Regions from separate parts of the Homo sapiens genome. Here region 2 is linked to region 1. A link is an interaction called in ENCODE POLR2A ChIA-PET data of the cell type or tissue named here. Cell type or tissue: Caco-2. All regions are shown on one strand.

Evidence for each region. ChIA-PET counts read pairs that join two places held together with the same protein. Peaks named below come from ENCODE experiments on the same cell type or tissue, not always from the same donor. Only the 100,000 strongest peaks of a DNase experiment are listed, where the experiment ranks them.
Region 2: POLR2A ChIA-PET joins it to region 1 with 6 read pairs; 2 of 35 experiments call an interaction of 5 or more read pairs at or near these places.

Annotation. Positions count from the first base shown.
Region 1 is chr2:204,484,147-204,486,646 of GRCh38, reverse strand. No RefSeq gene overlaps it. Among named protein-coding and RNA genes, the nearest start is that of PARD3B, 60 kb to the left of the region's middle. In Caco-2, no CTCF peak of the experiment used is centred here; a DNase peak (open chromatin) is centred at 1,526.
Region 2 is chr2:204,406,941-204,409,440 of GRCh38, reverse strand. No RefSeq gene overlaps it. Among named protein-coding and RNA genes, the nearest start is that of PARD3B, 140 kb to the left of the region's middle. In Caco-2, no CTCF peak of the experiment used is centred here; a DNase peak (open chromatin) is centred at 1,510.

The DNA of each region.
Region 1 (2,500 bases):
CTTCAGTTAGTGTCATTATGAATATTAAAAATAGAGTTTTGAAAGAAAACACATATACCCCTCTGTGCTGTACCTTCCTCCAAAAAGCACAACGCTGCATAATTTCTCAGATGCAAACTCCATTTTCATCTTGCCAGCAATTTGGCGGTTCTCAAAAGGTTACTGCTCTGAATTTGTTTTCTTTGTAGTCTTGCAGTCCATTTGTTCTGCCTTAATGCTGAAAATCTATGTGGGATCTCGACCTCCATATGCCATACACCAGTAGATTTACCCTTTTCTTTAAAATTTTCCTCTACATTAACATAAGAAGAAGAATGTGTTTCATGATTTGTTAAATTGGCATATGGGCTAAATGTTTAAGGTTAAAATCTAGGAGATCTCAAACCTTAGGTGGAACCTAATTACCTGCTGTGCCTCTAAGGGCTGATTTTTTGAGAGTTAAGAGTATCTTCCCAAATTTCTAAGACACATTAAACAAAAATTTGCATCCCTGAAAAGAAAGGTGCAGTTAATCTACCCGGCCAGTTAGTGACCTTGCCCTAAAGGTAATTCCACCTCAACTTTAATGACCACATAAAAAGGAATGAGCCAAAGTCATAAGCCAAAACCAAAAAAGTAAAAGCTGGTCCTACATACAAAATAATGGGGAGATAAGCACTTAAGTGAAAAGTAAACTTGCTCTATGTCTGGCTGTTTCCTGTGTGTTTCCTACGCATGTGACCATTTTCTACACATTTATGTGTTGTGTTTTCCCATGTGTTTATCTTGGTGCCAAGGTTATTAAGGCAAGTTCCCCAACCTCAAGAGATTTATTTCTAATTGGAAGAAATAGGACTAACACTCTCAAAATAATTAGAAAACCAGTAAATGCTAAAACACATGGCTCAATAGGTATTTAGGGAAAGGAGAGGGCTGCTGAGCTGGAGAAGTAGGGATGTTTCATAGAGGAAGCAGAGTGAGAGGTGGGCAGTGGAGAATAGGAAAGACAGAGATGAGCAAAGAGGAGATGAGAGGAAGATAGGCTGGTGCATAGTGATGGTGTTACAGGAAAGGGGTCTGATCCAGACCCCAAGACAGGGTTCCTGAACCTTGCGCAAGAAAGAATTCAGAGTGAGTTCCATAAAGTGAAAGCAAGTTTATTAAGAAAGTGGAAGAATAAAAGAATGGCTACTCCATAGACAGAGCAGCCCCAAGGGTTGCTGGTTACCCATTTTTATGGTTATTTCTTGATTATTTGCTAAACAAGGGGTGGATTATTCATGGCTCCCCTTTTTAGACCATGTAGGGTAACTTCCTGATGTTGCTATGGCATTCGTAAACTGTCATGGTGCTGGTGGGGGTGTAGCAGTGAGCATGACCAGAGGTCGCTCTCATCGTCATCTTGGTTTTGGTAGGTTTTAGCTGGCTTCTTTACTGCAACCTGTTTTATCAGCAAGGTGTTATGACCTGTATCTTGTGCTAACATCCTATCTCATCCTGTGACTTAGAATGCCTTAACTGTCCGGGAATGCAGCCCAGTAGGTCTCAGCCTCATTTCACCCAGCTCCTATTCAAGACAGAGTTGCTCTGGTTCACAGGCCTCCGACAATGGAGTACCAGGTAGAGGGACAGCGGGGGCACAAGCCCAAGGGAAGAAAGAAGAAGGTAAATGTTGAGGTGGGCCTAGCTGTATAGAAGATCCAGGTAGGGAATGTGGCTTCATAAGGATGGGTGATGGAGGGCTGGACTCAGTGTGGTAGGCACTGGGGAGAGTGGTTGGGGCTTTCTAAGGGAAAATGGTACTCTAGGAAGAATAGTCTGGTAGTGGCTGGAGGCTGGTGAGTACAGAGATTAACGCTAGAAAGCTGCTCCCCTTATTCTGGAAGGTATGAGTTCAAAGAATGCTATTTTCTTGGAGAAAAAGAACAAAGGGGAAGTTTGAGAAACGCTTCAAAGAGGGAAAGAGAAAACTTGATGAAATCTTTAGCTCATAGCGGTTATATCTTGGGAATAAGGTGAGAGAGCAGATGGTATTGGAGATTTTGCATTTGATCTTATACACTGCATACAGTTCAGGATAATTATACATATGTGAATGTATATGTATATACATGTATATGTCTATGTGTGTGTATATGTATATATAAACATGTGTGTATATGTATATGTATAAACATATATGCATATATATTACTTTTAAACAAAGGTCATACATTATTTTTTATAGCAAATTTAAAAAATGTAATCATAAGATTTCGGGAAGACTTCAAAAATAATGACACTACTAACAAATGGGTTAACTGTAAGAAGAAGCTGGCCTCCTTTCTGGCAGGTGTATCTGGCATTAGTGCGCGCATGCACACACGCACACACACGCTCCTCTAGGTCTGATGTGCTCATCATGCATGTCCTTATTTCACCACTTTCTGCCTCTTGGATCCTTATGCTTTGTGGGCCTGGAGCTGTTTTGCCTCCTGCTCCCTTCCCTGATGTCTCTGCCACTCTATCTCTGATTTCTGTA
Region 2 (2,500 bases), 77 kb after region 1:
ATCATCCCTCCTTTATTTTGACCCTGCAATGTCCGTACTTTGCAGGCCCATGCTGATTTCATTACTATTTATGTTCATCTCTTTGATAATTTCTCTTTTATTAGTAAGCATCCACTCCATGACTTCTAATTTATTTTTACATGGCAAATTATGAGAAAGCAATGAAAGAATTCCTAAATGTGATAAATGGTTTCTAGCGGCATTGCTTATGCTTTCTAAAAAGCTAAGAGATTCCAGTGTGGGGGTTCCCATGGGGGATTCTGATATGTTCTTCTGAAGAAATAAGGAAGGTCTGTATCTACCATCCCCAGGCCTCTACTTAGCAAACCATGTTCCTCCCCGGGCCAGGCTCACCACTCCACCCACACGGAGGGGACGACTTCTAATTCCTGCACTTGCTTTATGACTTTGTGTAAATGTGTTCAGTGCCATTTGGCTGTTCTTCTGAAGAAAACTCAGTCTCAATTGTGCTCCCTGGCTTAATTGTTGTCAAGGTGAAGGCTGGATATTGCCAACAGAGCCTATCAAGAAGATCTTGTTTTACTGGAGAGTATGATTCAGGAAGAATGCACACACTGATTGAAGCCAAAACTATGATGAAGTTGTTGGATATTTTTGAGAGGGTGTTGAAGGATGGGTAGAATTAATTTCCACCTGAAGAAACTGGTACTTCTCTCCCCACCCCTAAACAATTGTATATTGATATATTTTCTCCATCTGTAAAACAAAGATAATTTTTCAGTCTCATTCATCAAAATGGCAAAGGCTCCTATAAAAAGCTTAGTAAGACACTAAATGTTAAGTCAGTGCTTAATGATAATCTACCGGAGTCTTTATGGCTTGATCTTCTGAGAATTAAAAACCACTTGGCCTTCCCCGAAACTCTCCACTGGGAATAGCAATGGCTCCTAGATTCTGTGTAATTAAACTTCCTGGAAAGGAGGGGGCTGGGAAGCTGTAGACCACTAAATCAATAGATTAAAAAACAACAGGTAAATGGGTTAAATGGTTAAGTGGTGATCCATCTGAGTATTGGCCCTTTCTCTAATAAACCTAATATCAAAGAATGAATGCCATGATACGGAGTTCAAAAAGCACCCTAAACTTAAAACACCTATTGAAAAACCAAGCTGGTTTAACTGACATAATTATTGTGGATTCACTGAAGTCTGAACAGCAAAGTATTTAAAGCACTGTCAGGAAATATTAAATCCCCCTTCTGAGACTAGGATTGAAAAAAGGTAGGACAAGGCTCATTTTTTACATTAAAGCAAGATTGGGCCTGATTAGTATTTGAAATATTTCTTTCCCAATTTTGGACAGCATTAGATTTTGGCTAGTGAAATATAAATGAACATCAATTGTATATGACAAATGCTGATCCAAGCCACTTAAAATTCCCTGAATGTCCTTTTCTCTCTTAGACTGACTGCTAGAGTCTCATCATCAAAGTCTGCAGAGCCGACCAAAGGTAGCTCTGTGGTGGAGGCCCCGCCTAAGCTATGAAGGGTTAGAAAGATAGCTGTTTGTTTTGTAAGGACATGAATCACTATCAGGGCTATCACAACATTGCAAGCTAGGTCACAGGACTCCAAGTCACTCTGCATTTTGCTCAGAGGTGAGGGAGCTTAGAGACTTGTTGCTGCCTTTCTGTTTCACTGGAAATGAAATCCACTTGTGTCACCATTCCCTCCTGTTTCAGGTTGAGACCAAAGAGATTAAGAGAAATATACTAGTGTTAAACATTAAAGCCACAATAATAAAGATGGCCAGAGTACCTAGTAAACATTTTTGTTCACAATTTGGAAAATGAATGAAGACCGAAAAAAAGGAAAGATCCTTCAGTTTGTCCTGGAGAGAAATGTAATTATGGTTTAGTCCTTAGCCATCATAATGGGTTCTTTGAAGCGGCTTCCTGGGCCAAAATAAACAGTTCATTATATACAAATTCAAGAGATAAGGTTGATTTGGCTCTTTGGAATCAAGATCCTTATCTTTCCATTAGTTTAGTCTAGAAATATGGTAACCAGATTCACCCAAGACACCGACTCTCTCCTCCGACTCCTAGATTTGATTTCAAGGTCTTGTCTATGAGATCTATTAGAACAAAGAGCCCACTAATTAAGCAGCTAACCCCAAGACTATGCTGTTAGCCTGGGGGGACTTGTTTTATTCCATTAATTTGAGAGCAGCTACTTTATATCCAGTGGTAATTGGTGCAGGACTATCTCTGTCTACTTACACGGGAGGAAATACCACAATTTACTCTAATTTGAATTAAATATTTTACAGTTTAGACTGGCTAGCCCCACATTTTTCTTTGTTAGTGATGCTGAAGAAGCCTCCTTTATAGTGTTCTGGAAGACTGCTCCATCTTTATCTATTACCCATGCAAATGTTTTGTATTTAGCTAAGGCTGTAGCTGATAGAACCAAAATACTTAGCAGATTTTGGATTGATTCTGCTCTCCACAGCCCAGTCGGCTCTTTGCTGTATGAAT